Linked DNA regions of Homo sapiens: region 1 is linked to region 2. The links are chromatin loops, found by intact Hi-C in ENCODE. Cell type or tissue: PC-3. All regions are shown on one strand. Links, peaks and the distances in the headings refer to the core of each region. The heading gives the core; the rest is flanking DNA. Region 1 overlaps SH2D1A (SH2 domain containing 1A). Region 2 has its middle 37 kb from the start of TEX13D.

Region 1 (15,240 bases), core at 2,431-10,430, 61 kb after region 2:
AATTCTGTTCTTTACTGCAATAAACGGAATGGCCATTGAGAGGTTAGGGTATGGACTCTGGGAAAGTCACTCAAATTCTCTGGGACTCAGTTTCCATATTTATAAAACAGGAATAGTAATGTGTATCCTACCTTCTGCAAAAGATTGCCTTAAGTACCTTATGCAAGAGAGAAGGGCAGCTTTAGACTTTTGCCTATGTAGGCCGGAACCACATGAGGAATTAACTTAGGCAGGTGAGAAATTATCAAGCATTTAAGTTTTCGCCCAAAGTGAATCTTGCATAAATGCAGTTTTTATGACTCTTAGTTCTCCATGAAAACCTCCTTGTGAAGTAGCGGAAAATACTAGACAAATTGGGAGTTCCCTTACGGTGTCTTTCAAATGGTACACTGGGGCCTCAAAGTCTTATGTGACTGTTAGGGTGATAGCCAGAATGTGCTGCAGAGGGAAGATATGAGGATACATTGCCTTTTATCAGTTTCTCAATGTTTTTGAGTTGAGTGTCCCTTTTGATAAATGTAAAAATTTCATTCCCTCTTTTTGGTGCTACACTGTAATTATAAAATCAGATTTTATTTAGAAATAAACCACGTACTCATTTTAAACCAGAACACTTATGATATGCAGTCGAAATAACAATATAAGTGGTATCATATACACATGGACAACAAGGTATAGCTGACAAACATGCATTGATTGTAGGGTTTACTCAGAATGGTTTCTCATTCTATCTTTTGTTTACTCCTATTAACCAAGAAGATTTAATTGAGCTATAGTTTTTATATTTTTATTGTAGAGATAATACATTTCATATGCCTTCAAACTGTACTTTAAACTGTACTTTCAAACGATGCTTGCCCTTTTCCCCAGTTCTGAACCTCCTAATCATGGCTTTCAGATATGGCCTTTTCTTCTGTTCTGATTTAGAAAATCGAAAATTGAACTGCTTCATAAAGCACTAAAGGAGTTTTCCATTTATAGGATTGCTCACCTTCATTTTAAGTAATAAGTATTTCTTTCAATTACTTTCTCTAAATAAATATAGATTTTTGTATAAGTCTATTAAAAATAGTTCCTTATACCTATTCATTATAGAAAATTTGAAACATATAGATAATAGAAATTAGAGAAAAATCATCTATAGTTTTATAACCTAAAGATGACTATTGCTAAAAATTAGGTGAATTTTCTTCTATATTTTAATAAGATGAATTGCTTTTTGAGCACGTGTGCTCTTACAATTGTATTCTTACGAGTGACGTATTTGACTACTAAAAAGTTTGATTTTTGTATGCGTCAAAAAAAGTAAGGGCAAACACCAAATGTTATATATTTATATATATATAAATATCTAATATATATAATATATAAATATATAATATAAAATATATAATATATAAATATATATTATATAATATTATATAATATATAATATATAAATATATATTATATATAATATTATATAATATATAATATATAAATATATATTATATATAATATTATATAATATATAATATATAAATATATATTATATATAATATTATATAATATATAATATATAAATATATATTATATACTATATATAATATATAAATATATATTATATACTATATATAATATATAAATATATATTATATACTATATATAATATATAAATATATATTATATACTATATATAATATATAAATATATATTATATACTATATATAATATATAATATATACTATATTATATATAGTATATTATATACTATATTATATAGTATAATATAGAATATATTATATATTGTATATAAGATAATATATTATATATTGTATATAAGATATAATATATTATATATTGTATATAAGATATAATATATTATATATTGTATATAAGATAATATATTATATATTGTATATAAGATATAATATATTATATATTGTATATAAGATATAATATATTATATATTGTATATAAGATATAATATATTATATATTGTATATAAGATATAATATATTATATATTGTATATAAGATATAATATATTATATATTGTATATAAGATATAATATATTATATATTGTATATAAGATATAATATATTATATATTGTATATAAGATATATTATATATTGTATATAAGATATAATATATTATATATTGTATATAAGATATAATATATTATATATATATTATAAATATGTATATTTTTATATATTATTATAAATATATATATTTTATATATATTATTATAAATATATATTTTTATATATATTATTATAAATATATATTTATATATATTTATATATAAATTTACATGTGTTAAAAATATGATTGTGTTCTTGTATTCTTACAATTGTATACGTTTCCCATTTCCCACTTAATATGAAAAAAATACACTCATATGTAATGTTCTTAGAGACAACTTTAAGATGTTATTTTTAATGGCTGCATGGTAGTCCAGCTAGCTAGTAAGTATACCATATTTTGCTTAGCCAGTCACCTACTTTTAGACATTTGACTCATTCCATATTTTTGTTATTATAAATTCCATCAGGATGTATATTTCAGTACATTAAAGTTTCCTTGCATTTATGATTATTTCCTTAGAATGAATTTCCAGTGTGGAATTTCTAGGTCAGAAAACATAAACAGCTTAGGATTCTTGATATATACATGATCATGAGATATTTTCCCTAAATGGTTATTCCAATTTACATGCTCACCTGTAATGCATCAGTGTCCATTTCACCACACCCTCACTAGAAGTGGGTATTGTAGTTAAGAAAATTTTCCCTTGACATTTGGCCTGTTATTCTTTATTTTATATTTACACTCTATCTCTTTATTTTCCACATTTTATATTCCTTTGGTTAGTGACTGTCATTTTATATGGTTGTTAAGCTGTTGTATTTCCTCCCATGATTTGGCTTTTTGTGTATTTTTCTCATTTAACCAGTTGAATCATACTTTTTTTAAACACACTCTATGTGTATATATATATATGTGCACTAATCCTTGATCTATTGCAAGGTATCCTTTCGAAGTTTGGTGTTTGCCCTTACTTTTTTGACACATACAAAAATCAAACTTTTTTAACACATTGTAAATTTATATATATACTAATCCTTGATCTGTTGCAAGGTATGTTTTCTAAGTTTGGTGTTTGCCCTTACTTTTTTTGACACATACAAAAATCAAACTTTTTAGTAGTCAAATACGTCACTCGTTTTCTTTGTGTTTGATTTCTTCCTTGGCTAGAAAGTCCTTTCCCCTTGAGATATGTCATAAAACTTCACTGCAGTTTTTGTTTTAAATTACGGTTTTGTTAGTTTACATTTACCTCTTTAATTCCATTTGGAGTTGTATTTTGATGTGGATAAAAGATCTAATTTGATTTTGTTTCCAGATAGCTAGCAATTGTCCTAATATAATTTATAAATACAACTTCCATTCTTCATTGATTTGCTAGCCGACTTTACCATATATTAAATTCTTATATATAACAGTTACTGTTTCTGGACTATCTATTTGTCTCAATTGATCCATTTATTCTTGCACTGATAGCACTATAGTATGATAATGTTTTAATATATTTTAAAAATTATTTGCTATTCTTATCTGTTGGTTCTTCAAAATGAAATCTAGAATCATTTTATTAAGTTAAAAAAAATTCATTGGACCAAATGTTTTAGCTCTCACATGCCAGTGAGAACACATGATATTTGTCTTTCTGTGCCTGGCTTATTTCACTTCACATAATGACTTCCAGTTCTATTTACATTTCTGCAAATAACAGGATTTCATTCTTTTTAATGGCCAGATAGTATTCAATTGTATATGCATAGCACATTTTCTTTATCCATTCATCTGTTGCTGGACTCTTCTATATCTTGGCTACTGTAAATAGTACTGTGATAAATGTATGGGCGCAAGTATCCCTTTGATATATTGATTTCCTTTCCTTTTGATAGATACCCTGTAGTGGGATTCCTCAATCATATGGAGATAGAGAGTAAAATGATAGTTACCAGAGGTTGGGAAGGGTGGAAGGCGATGAAGAGAGGTTGGCTAATGGGTACAAACAGACAGTTAGATAGAAGAAATAGGTTCTAGTGTTCAGTCGCACAGTACGGTGACTATAGTTAACAATATCTTATGTATTTTGAAATAGCTAGAAGAGAGTACTTGAAATGTTCTTACATATAGAAATGATAAATGTTTGAGGTGATAAATATCCTAAATATTCAAATCCCCTGATTTGATTATTACAATGCATACATGTGTTGAAACATCACACTGTACCCCATGAATATGTACAATTATTATGTATCAAAAATTTTTTTGAAAACACCATTGGGGTTACATTAAATTTATTAATAAACTAAGAATGAATTGTCATCTTTAAATAATTTAGTCTTCCCTTCCCATAACATAAGTCTCTCCATTTATAATTTTTTTGTTTATATCCATCAATCAAGTTTTATAGTTTTCTTTTTGTATGTCTTATACATTTTTTGTTATTTCGAGTTATTGTGTGTATGAATGTGTATGCTGATTTTTAAAAATCATAAATGGGATCTGTTTCCACTATATTTTCTGTTTCATAGGAAAGCTACTGATTTTATGTTCTGTTCTTGTATTTATCCAGTGTACTGAATGCTCTTATTAATGCAGATAGTTTTTTTTTTAAGTTTATTCCCTTTGTTTTTTTTAGATACATCAAGTTTCTTTTCACTGAGGTACATATGTTCTCTCACATTTCTTCCCTTCTCACCCTCAATGTAGACAGCCATTGGGAAAGTTCTGACTGCCCAGTGGGATTGATGGTGATAAGACGAGAACTAATTTAAAATATTTAAAATAATTAGCTCAAAAAATAGTTTATTTCCATAGTTGGCATCCTTCTGGACATATCTGCCTTTGTTTGCTACTTATCTGATGGAAGATTTGGAAGAAGAAATGCTGTTATAATTCTTTAGCTTCAAGGACACATAATGAAGTCATTTGACATGTATGTCTTTAGATAAATGCATAATTATCTTTTTGTCCTTTAAGTTTTAAAGGGACAACTGGGAATAAAGTGCCTGTCAAACAACTGAACTGGAGAAATGGGGGAGGAGCAGTGATGAAATAAAATTCCAGTTTATCAGTTGCAATAAAGGGGAACAGTGTGGCAAAGAACTTGAAATTATAACTTAACTTCATTTAGTGAGAAATTACAACTTGCATTTAGTTTTTGAATTCAATTGGATATGTGCCTTGGTGCCACATTTATCTTCATGATAACTTAGGCCACCAACATTATTTTCAATTTCCTGAATACAATCCAGTGGTAAAGTGAGCCTGAAAGCCAGCCTAGGATTGTTTGCCACATATAAACCACCGAATGGATAATTCACGGCAAATAAGCCAAGTACTGACTCTGGTTGACAATGTAAAATTAAAGTTGCAAGATTAGCCTGAAGATGTCATTTAGCTTAAGCAAAGGGGGAGTCTGGGTTGATCTCTTTCGGGCTCTCCCCACCTGGCCTCTTCCCTTCAGCTCCCTCCACTGCCCTCCTTCTCTCAGTGGACAGTTCTAGCTCCATGTCCAAGCAGATTCCCTCCCTTTTTGAGAATTGTGCTTTTGGAATTGTCTTAAAGACCAATTTGTTAATACATTCCCTCTAGTATAAGAGAGGGGCAGCACAGAATGGTGGTTAAGAGCCCAGATCTTCCAGCCAGATCTCTGGGTGTGCATCCCAGCTCTGACCCTTAACTAGCTATTTTCCCTTGGGCAGGTTACTTTAACTTTCTGTGTCTCAGGTTTCTTACCTGTAAAACGGCAGATGGTGATAATGAGAGTACTTACCTCACAGGGTTGTTATGATGATTATGACATGAGTTAATATTTGTAAAGTTAACATGTAATATGTGTTTTTTAATATGAATAAAAGCTCTATAAATAATTGTAATACAAAGTTAGAACATCATAAGTATACGTAAATAAAACTTGATATGGAAGTTCAGGGGAAGAAGTGGTTATATTTATTTTCATGACTCATCAAAATATCACATAGTTTTACCATCACACTTGAAGTTGAATGACTTTCAACTGTTTCAAAAATTAAAATTCTCTCTGAAAGAATAAAGTTTGGGCCATTGTAAGTTTGGAAAGCTCTTGAATCAGAGTATAGTCTCAAAAATAATGGCTTTGTGTAGGATACTATTCCTCTGGATATAAAAGTTCTGAAACGTTTGTTAAAAATCATTATAGTTGTGTCTTGAATTTTGTATGTAGCATTAGTTCGTATAGACGTAGAGGGCATAGGTACTGGCTTGCTTTATTTGAAATGTCATGAAGAAGTCAGATGTAGCTAAATGTTTTCTTTTGTGTAGTACTTGACGTGGTATAAAAAAGGAATTGATGTGGATTTGTCAGTTCTAAACCAGGATCTGTCCCCAACACTGACCCACTGAGAAAATAAGAAATAAGTCAGGTTGGTTGCTTCTTGCTTCTTGTCCATTTCTAACCTGGACACTTTTTTACAGTTAGGGACAACTTTTGATGAAATAAAGACAAATTTCAATATCAGCAGAGACTAGATTAACACATGCTTTATAGTAATTAAAATAAATTAAAGGCAATGATAAAACTCCACCGTTCTTTAACAATTATTCATGTTCTGATTTTTTTGGTGATACATTTTAAACTCTAGGATTATCAAAAAGTCCAAAAAAGCTTTAATGAGGGAAGGAAGTTAAAAGTACACTACATTGCTGGTTTGTCTGTATTAAGGGAGGGAGTCAGAGGAAATATAATCCTGAAGGGGATGTAACAATTTAAAAAAATGAATTACATTTTTATGAGTTGTGATTTGCTTAGGCTAGGTTTGTAAGGCTCCAAATTGTAATTCTGCTTGTTTTTCTTAAAAAATTAGTCACTTAAATAACTACATGAAAAAATAACATGCAAGAATGCATTTACGTTAGTTTAAATTTACTTCTAGTTTATATACACACAGGGACAGACAGTTTTGAATAGTTGTAATCAGAGTGGCATCCCCTTGTGCCCACTTTTTACACATACTGTCATTTTATTTTTTTATTTTTATTTTTTGTTTTGTGTGTGTTTTTTTTAATACTTTAAGTTCTAGGGTACATGTGCACAACGTGCAGGTTTGTTACATATGTATACATGTGCCATGTTGGTGTGCTGCACCCATTAACTCATCATTTACATTAGGTATATCTCCTAATGCTATCCCTCCCCCCACCCCAGGACAGGCCCCAGTGTGTGATGTTCCCCTTCCTGTGTCCAAGTGTTCTAATTGTTCAATTCCCACCTATGAGTGAGAACATGCAGTGTTTGGTTTTCTGTCCTTGCGATAGTTTGCTGAGAATGATCGTTTCCAGCTTCATCCATGTCCCTACAAAGGACATGAACTCATCCTTTTTTATGGCTGCATAGTATTCCATGGTGTATATGTGCCACATTTTCTTAATCCAGTCTATCATTGATGGACATTTGGGTTGGTTCCAAGTCTTTGCTATTACACATGCTATCATTTTATGTCAACATAGTCCACATACTTAAAGTTTTCTGGAAAACCTAAGACTCTAACATTTTTGAATTTTGGCATAAGATTTTATTTGTTTATTTATTTATTTATATTTTTTGAGACGGAGTCTCTCTCTGTCGCCCAGCCTGGAGTGCAGTGGTGTGATCTCAGCTCACTGCAACCCCTGCCTTCCAGGCTCAAGCGATTCTCCTGCCTCAGCCTCCTGTGTGGCTGGGATTACAGGTGCGTGCCACCACACCCAGCAGTTTTTTGTTTGTTTGTTTTGTATTTTTAGTAGAGACAGGGTTTCACCATGTTGGCCAGGCTGGTCTCGAACTCCTGACCTTGTGATCCACCCACTTCAGCCTCCCAGAGTGCTGGGATTACAGGCGTGAGCCATCGTGCCCAGCCAGCATTAACATTGTAAACCTTCACCTTTGACATAGAAAGTGTAATTTTGAACCATTGTTTCTGCTATAATTCCTTTATTTTTCCCTAATTTATATATTTATTTCTAAACTGGCAAAATTGTATATATGTATTGTGTATGACATGATGCTTTGAAATATGTATACATGTGTAATAGCTAAATTGGGATAATTAGCATATGCATTACCTCACATACTTACATTTTGTGATGAGAACACTTAAAATCTACTCTCTTAGCAACTTTCAAGAATACAATACATTGTTTTTAACTATAGTTGCCACGTTGTACAATAGATCTCTTGAACTTTTTCCTCCTAACCTAAATCTTTTATCCTTTGACCCAAATTTCCCAATCCCCACCCTGCACGCCCCTACGAGCCCCTGGTAGCCACCCACCATTCTACTCTTGGCTTGTATTAGTTCAACTTTTTAAGATCCCATGTATAACTGAAACTACGCGGTATTTGTTTCTCTGCGCATAGCTTATTTCACTTTACAAACTGTCCTCCATATTCATCCATGTTGTTGCAAATGACAAGATTTCCTTTGTGTTTAAGGCTGAATAGTATTCCATTGTGTATATACAACATATTTTCTTTATCCATTCATCTGTTGATAGACATGTAGGTTGATTGCATTATGTCTTGGCTATTGTGAATAATGCTGCAATATACATGAAAGTGCAGATTTCTCCTTGACATGATGATTTCATTTCCTTTTGATATATACCCAGCAGTGGGATTGCTGGATCATATGGTGGTTCTATCTTTAATTTTTTGAAGAACTTTCATACCGTTTTTTATAATGGCTGTACTAATTTATATTCCCACCAACAGTGTGCAAGGGTTCCCTTCTCTCTGCATCCTCTCTTGTTGTCTTGTTTTTGATAATAACCATCCTAACAGGTGTGAAATGATATCTCATTGTGGTTTCATTTGCATTTTTCTGATGATTAGTGAGGTTGAGCATTTTTTCACATACCTGTTGGTCATTTGTATATTTTCTTTTGAGAAATGTCTATTCTGGTCCTTTGCCCATTTTTATTTTATTTTATTTTTTTTGCAATGGTGTCTCGGTCTGTCGCCCAGGCTGGAGTGCAGTGGCGCGATCTTGGCTCGCTGCAAACTCCACCTCCCAGGTTCATGCCATTCTCCTGCCTCAGACTCCCGAGTAGCTGCCTTTGCCCATTTTTAAATGGGATTATTTGTTTTCTTTCTATTGAGTAATTTGAGTCTCTTATATATTTTGGATATTAACTCCTTATCATATGTATGGTTTGCAAATATATTCTCCCATTCTGTAGGTTGTCTCTTCACTCTGTTGTTTCCTTTGCTGTTCAGAAGCTTTTTAGTTTGTTGTAATCCCATTTATCTATTTCTGCTTTTGATGTCTGTGCTTTTGGGGTTATACCCAAAAACAATTCCCTTATTTTGAGCAATTATTCCTTATTTAGGGGTGCTTAGGTTAGTTCCATTTTTTTCACTATTAAAATAGGGCTAGTATGAAAATCTTTGTCAAATTGCGTTTTCCTCTTGACTTGTTTCCTTGGAGTGTATGAAGATAAGCAAGGTTATGCAGTCAAAAATATGTATGGTTTTATAGGTCTCGTTATATAACTTGCCAGTTTGAATAGCGATTTTCCATGGACAGGGACAGAGTATGTTTTGTTTGAAAAGGCATATTCAATATTTTAGTTTAATTTTATGTTACAAAATTACTGGTTTATAATAGAAGCTATAGAAAATAAAACTAAGAAATATTATTGGGGAAGAAAGGAAAAAATGGTTCAGAAACACTGTCCTGTGAAGACTGAAATGATTGACAAACCTTCAGCTTATACTAAAATAAAATTGCATTCTTAAAGCATAGACTGAATGACTACGGAGGAGGTGGCACAGAACTGCCCTGGGCAGGTGGAAGAAGCCAGGTTGACAACAGGGAAGTTGCCATCAATATTCCCAATGAGATGTGGGCATTCGCTTTACATTTTAATCAGTCCTTCTGTAACTTTAATGTTCATACAAATCACCTGGGCATCTTACTAAAATCCAGATTCTGATTTAACAGGTCTGGGTGGGGCCTGGAAGTCTACATTTCTAACAAGCTCCCAGGTGATGTTGATGCTGTTGTCCTGGGAATGCAATTTGAGTTGCACTGTTTTAGATCTCTTCCTTGTATGACATATTATAGTAAGAGTTGACTACAGGGGATCCTTGGTCAGTTACTTCAGTAACTTGAAAGTGAAAGATATAAACTGCTGGCCTATTTGAGGGGTGAAACAATTTTGCTCATTCAGAAATTGGAGGGGTTGTGGGGAGAAGGAAATTGTTAATATTAGATGAGTTAATCATGAGAAGTTTTATGTACCATTCACACCAGGTTGTTCAGAGACTGAAGGAGGTACGAAGTTTTGAAGTGGTACTCAGGTTCCTGCTACTTAACTGAAAGTGAGATAAGATCAGATTCGTTAGGAAACAATTCTCAAAACAGACTCATTTACTTTGACTAAATGCGTCTGAATGATAGTAGGGAGATAGAGTCATTGTATTTTTTAGAGACCCACTGTTTTAGAAAGTGGAAAACTTGTTGCTTACCATTCTGCTTATCTTGTTGCTGAGATTTTAAATAATGAATCTCCACATCACCCTTATGATACTGAATTATTGCCATTAATCATTTCTCATAGGGAAAATGGAACTAAGAACCTATGCTGTTTCACTGCTTCCATCTCCATTTTGCTATGTGGCTTTAAGAAAATCACTTAAAGGCTTATGTTGAGTTCCCATGGTGAAAAATGGAAATCAAAGCTCTTGCCTTGTTCCCCATAGAGTACTTGCTGAAGTTAGTGGGCTTTGAGGTAGATTTCAAGTGTTTAAAAAGACAAAAGACTTTAACATTGTAATATTGTATATTTATTCAGCATATTATATATAGGCATATATCAAGCTATTTTATATATGATCTAAATATTCTGGCAATCCTTCGTAAAAAATAAAACATCATATAATCCACATCAGTAGTTAAATTGACCTTTTGTTCAGTGTCACGAATCAAGTAAATCTGAATAGTGTGTTTCAGATTTGTTTTGGCCCTTTAGGTAATCAGTTCTGATGCATATTGATGAAAGATATAGTAATTTTTTTTTTTAGATGGAGTCTCACTCTTGTCGCCCAGGCTGGAGTGCAATGGTGCGATCTCAGCGCACCGTAACCTCTACCTCCTAGGTTCAAGTGATTCTCCTGCTCCAGCCTCCCGAGTAGCTGGGATTACAGGTGCCCACCACCACGCTAGGCTAATTTTTGTATTTTTAGTAGAAATGGGGTTTCACCATGTTGGCCAGGCTAGTCTCGAACTCCTGACCTCAGGTGATCTGCCCACCTCAGCCACCCAAAGTGCTGGGATTACAGGCGTGAGCCTAATTTAATTCACATATTTAAATACTTTTATTTCCAAAGGAGGTTAATGGTAAATGTGATCATCAAGTCAAGCATGACACTCTGCTTGTAAACACATTGATTTTAACCAGAGTTCAGTGCATGTCCTGGCTAGGTGTGGTGGCTCACACCTGTAATCCTACTACTTTGGGAGGCCTAGGTGGGAGGATAGCTTGAGGCCAGGAGTTCAAGACCGTCGTGGTCAACAGAGCAAGACCCTGTCTCTGCAAAAACTAAAAAAAAAAAAAAAAAAAAAAAAAAATTAGCTAGGCACAGCAGTGTGCAACTGTAGTGGCAGCTACTCAGGAGGCTAAGGCAGGAGGGCAAGGCTGCAGTAAGCTATGATCACCCTACTGTACTCCAGCCTGGGTGACAGAGCAAGACACCATTAAAAAAAAAAAAAAAAAAAAAAAAGCATGTGTCCTAACCAAAAGATCTCTATTGACCCAAACTTGTGCCCAAGAATAGCAATCAGAAAATTTATGAAATGAATGATTTAGATTCACATTCAATTGATTCACAATTGATTTTGATTCACATTCAAAAACTGAAACAATTCATTATAAAGTTTACCTTACTGTTTTATGAGGTAAAATTTTATTAGGCAAATTAAGTAGGATTACTATATATACTAAAATATAACAAATAATCTATATCCAGTACAGTGTGGGGATCAGGAACTGGGGATCTAGAATCAAATGGGCCTGATTCAAATCCCATTTTTGCTTCTTAATCTCTAGACTGATTTTGGTTACTTAACATCTCAAAGTCTCAGTTTCCCCATCTATAAAATAAATATTACAACATAAACCTAATAGGATTTTTGTGGGGTCCAAAGGAGATAATGCATGTGCTAGAAACTTAACTTTTTATCCTCCTAAATTCACACGTTTAAACCCTTACCTCCAATATGCTTGTATTTGGAGATAGGACCTCTAGGAGGTAATTAATGATAAATGAGATCATAAGGATGGGGCTGTAATCTGATAAATTTGGTGACCTTATGAGAAGAGGAAGAATGCATGTACAAAGAAGAGGTCATATGAGCACACAGCAAGAAGGCGGCTGTCTACAAGCCAAGAGAAGAGGCTTCAGAATGAAACATACCTTACCAGCACCTTGATCTTGGACTTCCCAGTCTCCAGAATTGTGAGAAATAAATTTCTGTTGTTTAAGCCACCCTGTCTATGGTATCTTGTTATGGCAGCCTGAACAGACCAATACAGATTTTGGTACTGAGAGGAGGAGTATTGCTGTAACAAATACCTAAAAATGTGGAAGTGGCCTTAGAACTAGGTAATGAGTAGAGGCTGGAGGAGTTTTAAGGTGTATGCTAGAAAAAAGCATAGACGGCTGTGAACAGAATGTTGGTAGAACTATGGATGTTGCAGGTTATTCTGATGAGGTCTCAGATGGAAATCAGCAACATGTTACTGCAAAATGGGAGAAAGGTGTTCCTTGTTATAAATGGTAAAGAACTTGACTGAACTGTGTTCTAGTATTTTGTGGAAGGTGGAATTTGTTGAGTAAAAAAATTGACTTTTTATCTGAGGAGATTTCTGAGCAAAAAGTTGAAGGAGTGGCTCAGTCCCTCCTGACTGCTTATGGTAAAATACAAAAGGAGAGAGATGAATTGAAGAAGGAATTGTTAAGCAAAAGGGAACTGGAACTTAAACATTTGGAAAATTCTGAGCCTTTATGTATTGCAATAAATGAGGAAGCTTGTTCTGGAGACAACACTAAGGGTGTGGCTGGACTATCTGTCACTACTTAAGATTACTTATGATGTTAACCAGCCATCTGAGCAGAAGTCAGGAATAGAGTTTGGAAAAAAGCAGCAGAAATATTACCAGTTTGGACCAAAGAGAACAGGACAGTATGGTATAGTTATTTGGCTGCAAACATGGTTTATCTTTCAAGAAAAGGGAAGAACGACCCTGAGGGTGATTCAGAGATAACCAGGGCTGCCATTCCTACTATAGGCCCAAAGTGCACAGGCCTGGAGGGTAAGGCTGCCTCTACCTTGGTTTCAAAAAGTGAGACTGACATCCAACAGAGCCACATAGGTGGGGCCATCACCCTAGCCAAAGGATGTGGCCACCTTACAGAGCTGTGGGGGTGATGCTGCTTTTCCAGTGAACCTGAAGGGCAGAATATTGAATCGAAGAGGATTATTCTTGAGCCTTAAGAGCTAATGGAGTTTGCCTTGCTAGGTTTTGGACTTGCTTGGGACCTGTGACCCCTTTATTTCTTCCAATTTCTCCCTTTTGGAATGGGAATGTCTATCCTCTTCCTGTAGCACCATTATATTTTGGAAGCACATAGCTTGTCTGGTTTCATAGTTTCACAGCTGAAAATAAATTTTGCCTCAAGATGAATAATACTGCTAGTCTCACCCACATCTAATTTTATTTAGATGAGACTTTGGACTTTAGATTTTAAGTTGATGCTAGAATGAGTTAATTTCTTTTGAGGCCGTTGGGATGGTATAAGTGTGAGAAGGACATGAGTTTTGGGGGTCGAGAGTGGAATGATATAGACTGAATTGTGTTCCCCCATAATATGTTTAAGCTCTAACTTCCAACATGACTGTAATTGGAGATAGGGGGTAATTAAGGTTAAATGAGTTAAATCATAAGGGTGGGGCTCTAATCTGATAGGATAATCATAAGTGTGGGGCTCCAATCTGATAGGATTGGGGGCCTTATTACAACAGAAAAGGCTGTCTGAGTACACAGCAAGAGGTCAGCTACTCACAAGGCAAGAGAAGAGGGCTCAAAATGAAACTTATGTTGCTGGCACCTCGATCTTGGACTTTCCAGCCTCCAGAACTGTGAGAAAGTAAATTTCTTTTATTTATGCCATTCAAGGTATGGTATTTTGTTATGGCAGCCAAGCAGACTAATACAGCAAGTAAAACTCTTGGCATGTAGTAGAAATCAATTAGACAAATATACAATATAGATATAAACTGAGTAATGGGAAGGAATGTTTACCCCATTTAAAAGGATAAGCTGCTTTTAGGAAAATAAAGTTACAACTAAGGCACTTTGGAGATAGTCCTAGTTTACAGAATTTTAGAGTTGCTCTTCCACAAAAGTATAATTTAAAACAAGCAGCACTTGTTTTTAATTCATATATTTTTTACTATTACTTCATTTATAATATATTATAGGGTAATATAGTAATACAGTCATGTGCAATATAGCAACATTTTCCTTAACGACGAACAGCATATACAATGGTGGTCCCATAAGATTATAATGGAGCTGAAAAATTCCTACCACCTACTGATGTTGTAGCCATTGTAATGCCACAGCACAATGAATTACTTATGTATTTGTGATGACACTGGTATAAACAAACCGACTGTGCTGTCAGCTGTATAATAGTATAGCACAGGCCAGGTGTGATGGCTCGCACCTATAATCCCAGCACTGTGGGAGGCTGAGGTGGGTGGATCACCTGAGGTCAGGAGTTCAAGACCAGCCTGACCAATATGGTGAAATTCTGTCTCTACTAAAAATACAAAAATTAGCCAGCCATGGTGGCATGCACCTGTAGCCTCAGCTACTCGGGAGGCTGAAACAGAATTGCTTGAACCCGGGAGGCGGAGGTTGCAGTGAGCTGAGATTGCACCACTGCACTCCAGCCTGGGCAACAGAGCGAGACTCTATCTCAAAAAAAAAAAAAAAAAAAAAAAAAAGAAAGAAAAAGAAAAAGAAAAAAATGTATAGCACAGACAATTACATACAGTACACAATACTTGATAATGATAACAAATTACTGTGTTACTGGTTTATGTATTTACTGTACTATACATTTTATCATTATTTTAAAATCTACTCCTACT
Region 2 (18,039 bases), core at 3,882-11,881:
AAACCATTCAGGTCTACATGTCCAGTGACCTTTTTATTGCCCAGAGGATCTTTTCTCAGCTCTCATGGTCCTTGCTTTCTCTGTAATAATTGACACTGTTGATATCTTTAAATTCTCTCTTCTCTTGGCTTCTGGCACTGTGCACTCTCTTTTCTTGCTCTTCCATCTCTAACCAGTCCTGTCTCATGGTCCCCTAATTCTCATCTTCTTTAAAACCCCTTAAAGTTGAACATTTCTTCCCCCAGGTCCTGTCTTCAGCCTTTGCTCTTTTCTTTACCCACTCTTAGTAATTGAGTTCATTTCTGTGTCTTCGACTATGCACATGCCACCTGGGAAATTTCCTAGTAGTTACTATTACATGTTAGGTGATCAAGAAATGTTACTTCAATTTGGGCTTCAACTCTGTATGTCTGGGCTTGACAACTCCTAAGTCTCAGTTTTGAATTTCCAACTGACTTGAATGTTTTTGATGGGATATCCTTCTCACACCTCAAGTTCACCATGTGCACATCAGAACTCACCAACTTTCCTGCTCTCATTTCCTTCTTCCCAATTTCACTATTTCTATTAGTTGTAGCACTTTGTTCTGCCATAACTCAATGGTTCTGGTGTAAGACAATGTCTCATGGTGGGAGCTGTGGAGATTGACAATACCTGCTTTGTTTTACAGAGTGGATGTACCAGCAAGTTATTGTCATGCAAAAATATTGACCCAATATTGCCAGATATCAAGATTTTTCAGGAGAAGCTGGACATTAACAAAACATCTTTAATGTCAATTTTCAAATGTTTACAACTAATTCAGTTTTTAAAAAATTGAGTCCATCCTCTAGTGGATGCTGAGGTTGGAAAAAAAAGAAAGAAAAATGAGTCTAAAACAAAACCTATCTATGGGCTAATTTTGACCTATGGGCTACCAATTTGCAATCTCCATGCCAAAGAGTTTTCAGAATCATAAGTTGTTTTTTGTTTTTTTGTTTTGTTTTTGAGACAGAGTCTCACTCTGTCGCCCAAGCTGGAGTGAGGTGGCATTGGCTTACTGCAAACTCTGTCTCCCGGGTTCAAGCGATTCTCATGCCTCAGCCTCCCAAGTAGCTGGGATTATAGGTGCGACCATCACACCCGGCTCATTTTTGTAATTTTAGTAGAGATGGGGTTTCAGCATGTTGGCCAGGCTGGTCTTGAACTCCTAACCTCAGGTGATCCACTTGCCTTGGCCTCTCAAAATTCTGGGATTACGGGCGTGAACCACTGTGCCCGGCCAGAATAATAGTTTTAATACTTTTTTTCCTGTAGGTGTTTTAAATAATTGGCTTTATTTTATTTTGTCATAGAGCTTGCATTATTTTTCCTTTATATATATTATTAATTGATACATAATAATTGTGCATATTTATGGGGTATATAGTGATGTTTTGATACATATAATGTATAGTGATCAGATCAGGGTAATTGGCATCCCACCATCTCAAACATTTATTATTTCTTTGTGTGGGGAACATTCAATATTCTCCTTCTTGCTATTTTTAAATATAGAATAAATTATTGTTAACTGTAGTCATCCTACAATGGTATAGACTACTAGAACTTATTTCTCCTATCTAGCTATAATTTGTAATCCTTTCAGAGATCTCTCCCTTTCCTCCCTTCTGCCTACTCTTCTTGGCCTCTAGTATCCTTTGCTCTACTTTTTCCTTCTATGAGATCAACTTTTTTTAGTTTCCCCATACAAGCAAGAATATTTTCTTTATTAGTCCGTTTTCACACGGCTATAAAGAACACCTGAGTCTGGGTAATTTATAAAGAAAAGAGGTTTAATTGACTCACAGTTCCACATGGCTGGGGAGACCTCAGGAAACTTAAATCATGGCAGGAGGCAAAAGGGAAGCAAGGCATGTCTTACGTGGCAGCAGGCAAGAGAAAGGGGAGGAACTACCAAACACTTTTAAATCATCAGATCTCATGAGAACTCACTATCATAAGAACAGCATGGGTGAAACCACCCCCATGATCCAATCACTTCCCACCAGGCCCCTCCCTCGACATGTGGGGATTACAGTTTGAGATGAAATTTGCGTGGTGACACAGAGCCGAACCATATCACATGTGGTGTTTAACTTTCTGTTCCTAGTTTATTTCACTTAATGTCCTCCAGTTCCATCCACATTGTGAATGACAGGATTCCATTCCTTTTTTTTTTTTTTTTTTTGTGATATAGGGTGTTGCTCAGTTACCCAGGCTAGAGTACAGTGGCTCGATCACAACTCACTGTGGCCTTGACCTCCCAAGCCCAGGTGATTCTCCTGCCTCAGCCTCCTGAGTAGCTGTGACTACAAGTGTGCACCTCCATGCCTGGCTAATTTTTATATTTTTTGTAGAGATGTGTTTTTGCCATGTTGCCCAGGTTGTTCTTGAACTCCTGGGCTCAAGTGATCCTCCCACCTCAGCCTCCCAGAGTGCTGAGATTACAGGTGTGAGCCACTGCACCTGGCCCTAGGGTTTCATTATCTTTTATGGCTTAATAGTATTCCACTGTGCATATATACCACATTTTCTTTATCTACTCATCTGTTGTTGGACATCTAGGTTGATGCAATTTCCTGGCTATTGTGAATAATGCTGGAATAAACATAGTGCGGATGTCTCTTTAATCAGTTTTATTGATATATAATTTATGTAATATAAAATGCATATGGTTTAAATGTGTAAGTTAATGAAGTCTTTGTATGTATAACAAATGTATATGCCTATGTAATCACTACCCCAATCATGAACAGTATTTTCTTGTTCCTTTCTGGTAAATCTTTCCCTACCCACAGCTGCTGTTCCGATTTATGCTACCATAGTTTAGTTTTGCCTGTTACAGAACTTCATATAAATGGAAACAAACAGCATACACTCTTCTGTATCTGCCTTCTTTCACTCAGCATAATGTTTCTGAGATTCATTCATGTTATCGTGCATCTCTGTCATTTTTTAAATTGACATATAGTATTTCATTTTACAAATATACTACAATTTGTCTACTTAGTTTCTTGTTGATGGGTGTTTTGGGATTGTTTCCTATAGGAATTTTAAGTAAAAGTAGAGTTTAAAAAAATAACTATAAATACGCAGTTAAAAAACCTAGACATCACCGAGCAAATCCAGCTTTTGATTTTAGTTAGCTTTTGTTCAAGAGTAAGTTGCTTTTCTGTTCTACTCACTGCTGTTTTCTTTACCTTGGGTTTTTTCCACATCCCTGTCACCATTATCATTCATCATCCATTGTTACTGTAAACAATCCACCGGAGTTCACCGTAAATAGAGCAGGTGTGACCCTAGCAACCCCTCCTTCATTTGAGGTACTAGTTCCTGATGGCAGTGCTATCTGGTTATAACCTTTATAGGTCTATGTCATGCAGATCATATATCCTAATTAATTAATTGTGTTAGGAAACCTTACTAGTAAGAGAAATGCCTGTTTGCCATTCCTGGATATTCATGCTAGAAACCTTGTTTGAAGTATAAACAGGAAGGACCGTGAGTGAATTTATTACCACTCTTAGGTTAGCTAGTCTTGAGTAATTAGCCAGGAAATCTTTGTGAATATAAACCTGGAGATGAAATAGAAAATATGCCAGATATTGGGATATTTGATATATATATATTTATGAATTTCATATTCATTCAATAAGCATTTATATTTTGTTTGTTATGATTTTTCAAAAACAAATAATGTGACCAGGTACAGTGGCTCGCACCTGTAGCGCCAGCACTTTGGGAGGCCAAGGCAAGAAGATAGCTTGAGGTGAGGTGTTCAAGACCAGGCTGGGCAATGTAGCAAGACCTTGTCTCTAAAAAAACAACAATAATTAAAAAAAACACACTTCAGATACTGTTGAAACACCTTCCATACTATTTCATAATTCTATTTCCTTCTCCCATTCTTAATGAAGACCACTGTCCTGAATTTGATATGTAACATTTTCATGCATATATATGTGTGTGTGTATATATATATATATACATTTTTAATAAATACATATCCATGAATGATTTTTAGTAGTTTTCCCTTATCAAACATTATACAAATGGCATTATCTTGCATTTATTATTTTGTAGCTAGCTCTTTTGCTCAACCTTATGTCTGTGAAAGTTCTCATGCTGATACATATAGTTCTAATTCATTTTAATGTCTCTGTAGTATTCAACTGAATGAATGTGCCACAATTTATTCATCCATTCGCCTGTTGATTGTCACCTAGGTGGTTCCTAATTTGGTTATTACAAACAATGCAGCAATTATCATTTTTATGCTAGTCTACTTATATACACATGGAAGAGATTCTCTGGGTTTTTACCTAGAAGTGGAATTGCTAGGTTTTGGGATATGTGCACCCTGCCCATCCTCCCTACCAGATGTTTTCACAGCTTATTAACAATTATTTAACTTCAGTTTCTCTGAGAATTTATGAGTGCCTTGTAATAGAGTTTAGACTAAGTCAATATAACAGAGTTACAAAATACAGTGGTCCAAACAAAATAGAGTTAGTTTTCCCATGTATTACAGTCTAGAGTCCAGTTCAGGTAGGTGGCTTTTCTACATGAACGCAGGTTCCTTGTGTCATATAGCTCTGACATTCCCCAGGCAAAGTTCTGCAAACTACAGTCCTTAGGCCAAATCCTGCCTACCACTTGACTTTTTTACAGCCATGAGCTAAGAGTCATCTTTATATTTTTAAGTGGTTAAAAAAGAAACAGAAGAATATTTCATAATGCATGAAAACTATAAATTTCAGTGTTTAAAGTTCGATTGGAGCACTGCCATTCCTATTCATTTCCATATTGTCTAGGAGTGCTTTTGAATTACAGCATCAGTATTGAATAGTTGGGGCAGAGGCTATATTGCCCACAAAGCCTAAAATATTTATTATCTGGTCCTTTAAAGAAATAATTTGCTGACCCTTACCTTAGGATGTTGTCCATGTCTACATGGTTCAAGCTAGATAATCACCAAAACTTTATTCCAGCAATGGGATGGAGGAATGAGGAGTGGAGGACAGCCAATTTCCTTTTCAAAAGATTTAATCCTCTCTTGTCTCATTGGCCAGAACTTAGTTATCCTTTTCTTTTATTGTTCTAATTTCTTCAACTTTATTTTCCAGCTTCAGTTTCATTATATGTATATAATATGGTTTGGATCTGTGTCCCTGCCCAAATCTCATGTCGAATTGTAATACCCAAGGTTGGAGGAGGGGCCTGCAGGGAGGTGATTGGATCATGAGGGGGGACTTCCCCCTTGCTGTTCTCATGATAGTGAGTGAGTTCCCAGGAGATCTGGCTGTTTAAAAGTGTGTAGCAACTCCGCTTTCTCTCTCTTCCTCCTGCTCTGGCCATGTAAGACACGCCTGCTTCCCCTTCACCTTCTGCCATGATTATAAGTTTCCTGAGGCCTCCCCAGTCATGCTTCCTGTACAGCCTGTGGAACTATGAACCAATTAAACCTATTTTCTTTATAAACTACCCAGCCTCAGGTAGTTTTTATAGCAGTGCGAGAATGGACTAATACAGTACACACACACACACACACACACACACACACACAATTTGGATATATAATATATATATTCATTTATGCTATCCAGTTTTTAATTTCTAAGAGCCCTTCATTTTTCATTGTTTAAATGTTCCTTTTCTAGAACCCTGTTTTGTTTTTGCAGATGCTGTCTGTTTTCTTATCTCTATCTATCTTGATATTTAATGATATTTTAAGTCTTCCCCAAATAATCTCTTTCCTCCAAATTGCTTTTAAAAAATTTTTATTGTAAATAAAAACAGATGCAGAAAATAAACAAAACAAACATATATCGCTCAATGAAGGACTGTATGAAAACATCCTTGTAACCATCACCCAGATCACTAAACAGAATTTAGCCAGCTACCCCAGAAGCCCTTCCATGTTCTCCCTTCCAATTACAACTTCCTCATTCCCATTCTAAGGAACCACTATCCTGATTTTTGGTGTAATCACTATCTTATGTTTTAAAAATAGTCTGATTAAATCTGCACATTTTGATATATTTTTAATTAAAATCTGTTAGTTCACCCTTCAGATCTTTCTCTTCTTTACAATTTAGCTCTTGAACTCGGAGAATAATATCTGTAATTTCTCATAATCTGAGTTTTGCTAATTTCACATTTATGTGGAGTCCAACACATTTTTCTGTCCTTTGTGTTTTTGACAAATTGGCAGGTGGATCCAGAGACTGCATCAGACTCAGATTTGATTTCTTTGGCAAAATTATAGGTGGTGTTTGGCAAGACTATGGGAGGCAAATAGTGTCTGGTTGTCTATTTTTTTGTGATATGAACAGATATTAATGCTTAATGCCTATATTTATCAAGTCACAGAGGTTGTAAAGTTGTGGTATTTTAATTCTATAATATTTCCTACTCATTAGTTGAAATAGTTTTATATAGAACAATTATCCTCATCTACTATTGGGTTACCAACAGTACAGTTCATATGATTCAAACATATTAGATGGGTTTCTATCCTTTGTAATTTTTATTAGTTTGGCTAAGCTGGAATTACATTTTCCAGAATCCCCTTCCCTCCGTGGCACCAGGTGAGAGTTGGCCAAAAGAGAAATTTGTGCAAGATTTGGAAGACAGAAATGAAGTAGCTATTTCACTCTCTGAGGGTCGTTGTTACATGCAGCGAGAACTAGACATAGAGGTGCCTGCTGATTCCAGCTTATTCTTGCTTTTCTCCATTCAGAATTCAGCTCTTCTTCCCAATTGCCAGTAAGAGTGAGTAAACCCAGGCTAGTATTGCAGGTTGCCAGATAAAATGCAGGACACAGAGTTAAATTTGAATTTTAGATACACTATATTTATTAGTATAAGTATGGCCCATGCTCTATATACACATATGTGTATATATATATATGTTTTACATATGTGTGGTTTTACGCATATTTCACACTTATATAATTTACATACATATTTTACACACATTGTACATATACACTTATAGTATGTGTGTACATGCATGCATGTGCAAAATCTGGCTACCCTACCCTAGACCCACCACTAGATGCAGAGGGAAACAGCTTTCCAGGGACTTCTCTATCAGCAATCCTTTCCATTCCCACTCTGGTAACTGGATACGTCTGGCTGTTTAGTGACTTTCCTCTGATCTTCCAACTCTCTCTGGTCCTTACTTTCCCAGCCTCTTTCCCAATTATGTATGTTTGACCCTTGAATAACACATGTCTGAAATGTGTGGGTCCACTTATATGTGGATAATTTTCGGCCAAACACAGGGATGTCAAACACACTTATACAGAGGGCTGACTTTTCATGTATGTGGGTTTTACAGGGCTGACTGTGAAACTTGAGTATATATGGATTTTGGCATACACTGGGGATCCTGAAACTAATTCCATGCATATACCCAGGGATGACTGTAGTTTTATTACTATAACAAATATCTTCTTCCATCATACTCATAATGGTTCAGTTTTCCTGGCTAAATCCTCACTAATACAATCCTGCAAATACAACCAAGGCTTTCATGCCTTGTCCATAAGGTAGACTCTAAAATTTGAAAACCAAGTAAAACAGCATATATGTTTGCATGATTATTCAATTCTGAGTCATGTAATGTTGGGTCAAGAAATGCCAAGACAGTCAGTGTACTAAAATTACATTACATCCTCTATGGATCCTAGTGTTTTTTTTTTGTTTGTTTGTTTTTCTGAGACAATGTGTCACTCTGTTACCCAGGCTGGAGTGCAGATCAAGGCTCACTGCAGCCTCTATCTCCCAGGCTCAAGTGGTCTTTCTATCTTAGCCTCCTGAGTATCTGGGACCACAAGCATGCATCACAAAGCCAGGCTAATTTTTCTATTTTTTGTAGAGATGGGGATTTGCCATGTGATATGGTTTGGCTCCGTGTCCCCACCCAAATCTCATGTTAGGTTGTGATCCTCATGTTGGAGAAGCAGCCTGGTGGGAGGTGATTGGATCATGGAGGTGGACTTCCCCCTTGCTGTTCTCATAGTGAGTGAGTTCTCACAAGATCTGGCAGTTTAAAGATCTGTGGCACTTCCCCCTTGGTTCTCTCTCTCCTGCCAGTCATGTGAAGATGTACTTGCTTCCCCCTTTGCCCCCCTCCATGATTGTATGTTTTCTGAGGCCTCCCCAACCATGCCTCCTTTACAGCCTGTGAGTCAATGAAACTTTTTTTCTTCGTAAATTACCCAGTCTCAGGTAGTTCTTTATAGCAGCATGGGAACGGACTAATACACCATGTTGCCCAGGCTGGTTTTGAATTCCTGGGTTCCAGTGATCCTCCTACCTCAGACTTCCAAAGTGCTGGGATTATAAGAGTGAGCCTCTGCACCTGGCCTGGATCCTAGTCTTAAGGTGAAATGGATGTTCTCTATGTGGGTGTTTTATCGTATTTTCTTAAATCCATCAATCAAATAAAACCTGTTCTATTTCAGTTTGCTTGATGTTTGGATCACGATTTTCCTGCACATTTAAAAGCTTTTCCTGGAGTTTGCTTTTATTTATTTATCTCCTCATCCTTTACCCCTTTCTTTTGTCATTAGAGTTTTGGAAAAAAAAAAAGCCAGATGAAGTATTGGAGAGTATACAAAATCCAATTTGTTGTTACTTAAATATCTAAAGCATTGCAGCCCTGTTAGGATAGAAAATATTAAGAAGACAGAATCAGACAATCAAGTGGTGAAGCAACCTGGATGTGGGGTTGTAGACTCAAATTAGAAGGAAAAATTATGTAGTGTATAAGTTGAATTCAGTTTATTGTATTTGGGCTATGAGAGCACACCACTGGAAAATCTGAACATAAGGGTTTCTACTGGCATAATGACTATTAGAAAAAGCACTCAACTTTTCCATCCACATTGTAGAAGGTATTAGAATCTCAGGTCCGAGCCAAAAGCTCTGGTCAATAAACATGAAATCCTCTGTGATAGTGATCCCAATTTTGAGAAAGTATTATTACTTCCACAGTGGGTAGCTTTTTAATGTTGGGAAAGTTTAGAATTGTGTATAGACATCACTAAATAAGTGAAAATGAAAACACCAGTACTTTCATGTTAAGTTCAGAAATGGTGTTTTTGTAATCATTGAGGCAATTTGTACATGTGGTGTTTTAAACATTTGTAATGTTTAAGATAATTTGACGTATAAAAGTATCTATCAGATTAGTTTTATGATTCCAACTGAGTAATTGATTTTATACTTGTGTTTTCATCTTGAAAAGAATAAGAAAGCTCTAAGTTTCTAAGCAGTATTAGAATGTTCACACAGACTTAAAGATTCACCCATATTTATACATTTCATTTATTGTATTTACTAGAATTGTTTAAGTACTTGTTTAGTTGTTTAGTGCTTGCTAGGGTCATTTAAAGTATTTAAAAAGAAAATTAGATATATTAAATTTACAAATGCAGCTGAAAATGTTTAAGATAATTTAGTTAAGTTAGAAATTGGACTGACTAATAAGTAGAATAATATTTGTAAATTTAAATTAAAAGTTAAGGGAAAAGCTAGCTTTTAAATGTTCTAATTTAAACAAATTGAAATTAAACAAACCAATGTAATCATAGTCTTTGTGTGTGTGTGTGTGTATTTGTGTGTGTGTGTGTAGAAGTCACCTTTAATCACACCAAGAAACTTGCATTTTCAGTTTCTTCTAACTTTATTTAACTTTGTAATATCTTGAGATTTTTTTCCAAATCTGTCACTATGCCATTTATCCCATTGAAGTCACATTCCTTTTTTAGATTCTCTGTTTTCCTGTTCTGATCTGGTCTGGTTGTTCTTGAGGCCTGCTGCACAGCTGTAATACCAGAACTTCCCTCTCTTGCTTTCCTAAGATAAATCCACTGTTTTCTATATCAGATGACCAAGACTGCAAGTTGCCCTTCAATTTCCATTCTCCCCTTCTAAAATAGTAACAAATCCCCTAATTTTTAGATGAGCAAATAAAGATAAGTCCTGGCATTTCTTGCAGGTAGGTGTGACTATGTAACTAAGTTCTGGCCAGTGGAATACAAGTGGAAGTGACACTTGCAATTTCCAGATTGTGTCCTTCTTACCTGCTTCATCCTGTTGCCTGGAACATGGATGTATGTGAGGGTATACCAGCCTGGAACATGCATATGAGGGAAACAATTTGGGTAAGATAAAACAACAGGATGAAAGAAGCCCAGATTCCTGATACTGTGGATTCCTGGTCACTCATTCATGTTGTTTAATTAAACAAAATATTTCAACCCTTTCTTTTGAAATAATTTCTAACTTAAAAAATGCTGTAAAATACTACAATGAATTCTTATATATGTGAATGTCTTACACAACAAAAGCACAATTATCAAAATTAGGAAATTAATATTGATAAAACACTCTAATTTCATCAATGGAATTTATTCAGATTTCACCAATTGACCACTAATGTCATTTTCCTGGTCTAGAATACAATCCAGGACCACATGATGTATTTAGTTGTTAAGTCTACTTTAATGTGACAGTTCCTCAGTGTTTCATTGCCTTTCATGACCTAACACTTTAAAAGAGGACAGTCCAGTTATTTTGTAGAATGCCACTTTATTTGGGTTTGTCTGATATTTCTTCAGGATTAAATTCGGGTTATTTATGCATTTTGGATAGAAATGATGTTGAGTCCTCAGTACATCATATTAGGAGGCACATGATGTTACTTTGTCCCATTACTGGTAATGTTAGTTTTGATTGTGTAGTTAAGTTGCCCATGTATTTTTAAAGTTGTGTTAAAAATACAGCCGAATTCTACCAGATGTTCTACGAAGAACAGCTGGTACCATTCCTACTGAAACTATTCCAAAAAACTGAGGAGGAGGGACTCCTCCCTAACATATTCTATGAGGCCAGCAGCATCCTGATGCCAAAACCTGGCAGAGACCAACAAAAAAGAAAACTTTAGGCCAATATCCTTGATGAATATCAGTGCAAAAATCCTCAACAAAATACAGGCAAACTGAATCCAGTAGCACATTAAAAGCTCACTTACCACAATCAAGTAGGCTTTATCCCTGGGATGCAAGGTTGGTTCAACATATGAAAATCAATAAATGTGATTCATCACATAAATAGAACTAAAGACAAAAACCACATGATTACCTTAATAGACGCAGAAAAGGCTTTTGATAAAATTCAATATCCCTTCATGTTAAAAACTCTCAATAAGCTAGATATTGAAGGAATACACCACAAAATAATAATAGCTATCTATGACAAATCCATAGCCAACATCATACTGAATGGACAAATGCTGGAAGCATTCCCCTTGAAAGCTGGCACAAGACAATGTCCCTCTCTCACTACTCTTATTCAATATAGTATTGGAAGTCCTGGACAGAGCAATCAGGCAAGAGAAATGAATAAAGAACATCCATATAGAAAGCGAGGAAGTCAAAATATCACTGTTGGCAAATGACTTGATTCTGTATCTAGAATTCCCCATAGTCTCAGCCTAAAAGCTCCTTGATATGATAAACAAGTTCAGCAAACAGGATACAAAATCAATGTACAGAAATCACTAGCATTCCTATACACCAACAGAAGCCAAGCTGAGAGCCAAATCAGGAAGGTGATCCCATTCACAATTGCCACAAAAAGTATAAAATACCTAGGAATACAGGTAACTAGGGAGCTGAAAGATCTCTACAATGAGAATTACAGAACACTGCTGAAAGAAATCAGAGATGACACAAAGAAATGGCCAAACATTCCATGCTCATGGTTAGAAAGAAAAAATATCATTAAAATGGCCATACTACCCAAAGCAATTTATCAATTCAATGCCATTCCTGTCAAACAACCAATGACATTCTTCACAGAACTAGAAAAAATCATTTTCACATTCATATGGAACCAAAAATGATCCCAAATAGCCAAGGTAATCCTAAGCAAAAATAAAAAAAAACAACAACAAAAAAAAAAAACACAAAAAACAAACAAACAAAACGAAAACCAAAACAAAGGTGGAGACATCATGCTTCCCGACTTCAAACTATTCTACAGGGCTACAGTAACCAAAACAGCATGGTACTGGTACAAAAGCGACACGTAGACCAATGGAATAGAACAGAGAGCCCAGAAATAAGGCTGCACGTTTACAACCATCTAATCTTTGACAAAGCTGACAAAAACAAGCAATGGGGAAAGGACTCCCTATTCAAGAAGTCATGGCAGGATAACTGGCCAGCTATATGCAGAAGATTGAAACTGGACCCCTTCCTTATATCATACACAAAAATCAACTCAAGATGAATTGAAGACTTAAATGTAAAAGCCAAAAGTGTAAAAACTCTGGAGGACAACCTAGGTAATACCATTCTGGACATAGGAACAGGCAAAGATTTCATGATGAAGATGCCAAAAGCAATCACCACAAAAGCAAAAATTGACAAATAGGATCTAATTAAACTAAAGTACTTCTGCACAGCAAAAGAAACTATATAAACAGAGTAAACAGATAACCTACAGAATGGGAGAAAGTATTTGCAAACTATGCAACTGACAAAGGTCTAATATCCAGCATCTATAAGGAACTTAAATTTGAAAGAAAAAAAAAAACCCATGAAAAAGTAGGCAAAGGACATGAACAGACATTTTTCAAAAGAAGACATGCATGTGGCTGACAAGCATATGAAAAAATGCCCAATATCATTAGAACATTAAAGTAATGCAAATTAAAACCACAATGAGATACTGTCTGACACTGGTCAGAATGGCTATTATTAAAAAGTCAAAAAATAACAGATGCTACTGGGGTTGCAGAGAAAAGGGAACAATTATATGTTATTGGTGGGAGTGTAAATTAGTTCAGCCACTCTGGAATGCAGTGTGGTGATTCCTCAAAGACCTAACAGCAGAACTACCATTAGACCCAGCAATCTCATTACTGGATATATACCGAAAAGAGCATAAATTGTTCTACCATAAACACACATGCACGTGTATGTTCATCGCAGCACTATTCACAATAGCGAAGACATGGAATCAACCATCAGTGCCATATTGGATAAAGAAACTGTGGTACATATACACCATGGAATACTATGCAGCCATACATATACACCATGGAATACTATGCAGCCATAAAAAAGAATAAGACTATGACCTCTGCAGGAACATGGATGAAGCTGGAAGCCATTATCCTTAGCAAACTGATGCAGGAACAGGCAACCAAATACTGCATGTTCTCACTTATAAGTGGGAGCTAAATGATGAGAATTTATGAACACAAGGAAACAATAGATACTGGTGTCTACTTGAGGGTGGAGGGTGGGAGGAGGGAGAGGAGCAGAAAAGATAACTATTGGGTACTGGGCTTAATTCCTGGGTGATGATGACATAATCTGTACAACAAACCCCCATTATGAGTTTATGTATGTTACAAACCTTCCCATGTAACCCCATACCTAAAATAAAAGTTTAAAAAATTGTGTTAAAATGCATGCAACATAAAATTTGTCATTTGAGTATTCAAGTCAGTGATATTTGAGTACATTTGCAGTGTGCAGTCATCACTTTCATTTAGCCCCAGAACATTTTTATCACCTGAAATGGAAACCTCATGCCCATGAAAGCAGTCACTACCCATTCCTCACTTTCCCAAACCTTAGCCACCACTATTCTGTTTCTGTCTCTATGAACTTGCTTATTCTGAATATTTAATATAAATGGAAGAATACAATATATGGCCTTTTGTTTCTGGCTTCTTTCTCTCAGCATATTGTTTCAAAGTTCATCCATGTTGTTACATGTATCAGTACTTTATTGATTTTAGTAGTTGGATTATGTTTTATTGGGTGGTTATTGCACATCTTGTTTGTCCATTCATCAGCTAATGGATATTTGGGTTGTTACTTTTTGGCTATTACAAAAAAATTCTGCTCTGAAGATTTGTTACAAGTTTTTGTGTGAACATATGTTTTTAGTTCTCTTGGGTGTATACCTAGAAACGGAATTGCTGGGTTATATGATAATTCTGTGTCCAACGTTACTGAGGAACAACCAAATAGTTTTTCACAGTGGATGCACCATTTTCTTTCCCACCAGGGAATGAGTGAGGGTGCTAATTTCTCCATGTCCTTTTCCGTTTTTTGATTGTAGCCATTCTAGTGGGTGGGAAGTGGTATTTCATTGTGGTTTTGATTTGCATTTCCCTAATGACTAATGATGTTGAGCATCTTTCCTGTATGATTGGTAATCATATGCCTACTTTCGTTTCTGATTTTAGTGATTTCTATTTTCTCTCTTCTTTCTTAGTCAGTGTCGCTAAAGGTTTGTCCATTTTGTGGATCTTTTCAAAGAGCAAACTTTTGGTTTTATTGATTTACTTCATAGTTTTTTATATACTATTTCATTTATATCTGCCTTAAAATTTATTATTTCCTTGCATCTACTATTGTTTATTTGAGAGTGTGTGTTGTTTAATTTCTACGTTTTTTGTGTTATTGATTTTTAAGTTTATTTTATTGCACTCAGAGGAGGTATTTTGTATGGTTTTAATATTTTAACATTCATTGAGACTTATTTTGTAGCCTACCATATGGTTTATTCTGGAGAATACTCCACTTGCACTTGAGAAGAATATATAGTCTGCTATTTTTGCATGGATTATTCTATATAGGTTTGTTAGGTCTAGTTGGTTTATAGTGTTATCCTCTATATCTTTATCGATCTTTTGTCTACTTGTTCTATCCATGATTGGAAGGGGGATATTGAAAAGTTTATTATTGTACAACTATTTTTTTCTTCCATTCTGTTAATTTTTGCTTCATATATTTTGGGACTCTGATGTTAGGTACGTATACATTCATAATTGTCATACCTTATTGATAGGTTGACTCTTTTTATCAATATATAAAGTCCCTTTTTGTCTCATAATAATTTTTGACTTAAAGACTCTTTTGTCTGATATTTGTATAGCTACTGGAGCTCTCTTTTGGTTACTATTTACATGGAATATATTTTTTTGCATGGAATATCTTTTACTATCCTTTCACTTTCAGCCTAGTTATATCTTTGCATCTAAAGTAAATCTCTTACAGACAGCATATAGTTTGGGCCATGTGTTTCTTTCCATTCTCCCAACCTGTCTTTTAATTGCTAAGTATAATCCCTTTGCATGTAGTGTAATTACTGATGAGGAAGGACTTACTTCTGTCATTTTGCTATTTGTTTTCTATACATCTTATATCTTATTTGTTCCTCAACTCCTTCACTACTACCTTTTTTTTCTTTTTTTTTGAGACAGAGTTTCGCTCTGTTGCCCAGGCTGGAGTGCAGTGGCACCATCTCTGCTAACTGTAACCTCTGCCTCCTGGGTTCAAGTGATTCCCCTGCCTCAGCCTCCTGAGTAGCTGGGATTACAGGCACGTGCCGCCACGCCCGGCTAATTATTGCATTTTTAGTAGAAACAGGGTTTTACCATGTTTGTCAGGTTGGTCTCGAACTCCTGATCTCAGGTGATCCGCCCGCCTCGGCCTCCCAAAGTGCCAGGATTACAGGGGTGAGCCACTGTGCCCGGCCCATTACTGCCTTCTTGTGTGTTTAGTTGATTTTTTTAGTGTACCATTTTGATTACTTTCTCATTTCTTTTTCTGTATATTTCTCAGTTATCTTCTTAGTATTCCTAACAATAACAATTAATATGTTAAATTTATAAGAAACAAGTTTGAATTAATATTAACCTGGCTTCAATAGTATATAAAAAATGTATATATATATATATAATATATATATCTGCTCCCATATAGGACCATCCTTCCCTCTTTATGCAAATCGTGTCACAAATTACATCTTATACATTGTGTGCACATTAGCATAGATTTATAGTTATTGTTTTATGCATTTGTCTTTTAAATCACATAGGTAAAAAAGAGGCATTACAAACCAAAAATACAATAATATTAGATCTCCCCAGCTTTATTTTCATATAATTGAGAAATAAATATTATATATATTGAAGGTGTACAACATGCTTTTTTAATATATGTATTCTATATTTACCTATGTAGTGACATTTACCAGTATTCTTTATTTCTTCATAGGGCTTCAAGTTACTGTCCAGTGTGTGCTTTCATTTCAGGCTAAAGAACTCGTTTTAGTATTTCTTATAGGACAGGGATACAAGCAATGAACTTCCTCAGCTTTTGCGTATCTGAGAATATCTTAATTTCTACTTCATTTTTGAAGGATACTTTTGCCAAATACAGAATTATTGATTGACAAGTTATTTTTTTCTTTCAGCAGCACTTTAAATATTTCATAGTACTGCGTTCTGGGCTTTATGGTTTCTGAAGTGAAATTGGCCGTTAATCTTTTTGAGGATCCTTTGTGTGTAATGAATCACTTCTTGGTGATTTCAAGATTTTCTCTTTGTCTTTCAACAATTTGATTATTAAGTGTTTTGGTGAGTTTAAATGTTTTACTGAGTTTATCCTACTAGATATAAATTGAGTTTCTTGGATGTTTAGATTCATATATTTCATCTAATTTGGGGACTTGGGGCCATTATTTCTTCAAACTTTCTTTCTGTTCATTTCTGTTTTTTAAAATTTTAATGTATTTATTTATTTTGAGAGTGGGTTATGAGACTGGCTAATTATTATTATTATTATTATTATTATTATTATTTTGTTGTAGAGACAGAGTTTCATCATGTTGCACGGGCTGGTCTCAAACTCCTGGGCTCAAGCGATTCACCTGCCTTGGCCTCCCAAAGTGCTGGCATTACAGGCATGAGCCACCGTGCCCAGCCTGTTAATTTCTTTCTATTTTCTCCTTCTGAGACTCCTATTATGCCTAAGTTGACATACTGGATGATGTCCCACATGTCATTTAGGCTCTATTCATTTTTTTTTCATTCTTTTTTCCTTCTGTTCCTCAGACTGGATAATTTCAGTGGCTTATCTTCAATTTCTGTCATTCATTCTTTTGCCTGCTCAAATCTGCTGTCGAATGGTTCTAGTGAAATTTTTGTATTAGTTACTTTTCTTTTAGGCTCCAGAATTTCTATCTTGTTCCTTTTTTACAATTTCTTTTATTTTATTGGATTTATTATTTTATTCTCTATTTGGTAACATGGTGTTCTTTTGGTTTCCTTTAGTTCTTTGTCCATGGTTTTCTTTAGCTCCATGAGCATGTTTAACACACTTGATTTAAAGTCTTGTCTAATAAGTCCATTTTCCTGGATTCCCTCAGGAACAGTTTCTGTTGATCTCGTATTTTCCTCATAACAGACCATGCTTTCCTATTTCTTTGTACACTTTATTTTATTTTTTTTTAAATTAGAGATGGGGTCTTGCTATGTTGCTATGTGGGCTGGTCTCAAATTCCTGGCCTCAAGTGATTCTCCCATTTTGGCCTCCCAAAGTGCTGGAATTACAGGCATAAGACATAAGTTATAATTTTTTGTTGAAAACTAGACATTTTGAACATTATTTTGTGGTAACTCAGGAGATTAGATTCTCACCACTTCTCTTGAGTTTTTGTTGCTGCTTGCCTTATTTATGCTTATTTGTATAGTGCCTTTTCTAAACTAATTTTGTAAAGATGATATTCTTTGTTGTGTGTGATCACTGAAGTATGTGGTCCATTAGCTTGGTGGTCAGTTATTATTTTGACAGGGTTTCCTTAAATGCTTAGACCAGGAGAAAGAAAAATCTACTCTCAGTGTTGACATATTAGATCTGTGTTGGGGCACTCATTCATAGCTTAGCCACATTGCTTACAAGTCTACCTCAGCCTTCACTTCGTGCTTGTGCAGAGCCTAATGGTCATCCAGAGGTGAAAGCTTAGGGTCTTCTCTGGCTTTTTCTGTACATGTATCCATCCTTGGCTAGTCTTATGGTTTTCTCAATTTCTCAGTGTATCTAGGAGCTTTAAAAAGCCATTTTACCCACATATAACCCCTTTCCTAATCTCTTCCCATGCTTCTTGGTCTATCTATTGCTTGTCCCCACTGTT

What was found. Peaks named below come from ENCODE experiments on the same cell type or tissue, not always from the same donor. Only the 100,000 strongest peaks of a DNase experiment are listed, where the experiment ranks them.
Region 1: a loop joins it to region 2, with 1.9 times the contacts of the local background. A loop is called at or near these places in 5 of 110 quality-filtered maps.

What each region holds. Positions count from the first base shown.
Region 1 is chrX:124,348,824-124,364,063 of GRCh38, forward strand. All of the region lies in intron 1 of SH2D1A (SH2 domain containing 1A), which reads left to right. Among named protein-coding and RNA genes, the nearest start is that of SH2D1A, 9.9 kb to the left of the region's middle. In PC-3, for the core only: no CTCF peak of the experiment used is centred there; no DNase peak of the experiment used is centred there; H3K27ac peaks cover 3,173 bases.
Region 2 is chrX:124,286,362-124,304,400 of GRCh38, forward strand. No RefSeq gene overlaps it. Among named protein-coding and RNA genes, the nearest start is that of TEX13D, 37 kb to the right of the region's middle. In PC-3, for the core only: no CTCF peak of the experiment used is centred there; a DNase peak (open chromatin) is centred at 7,680; H3K27ac peaks cover 681 bases.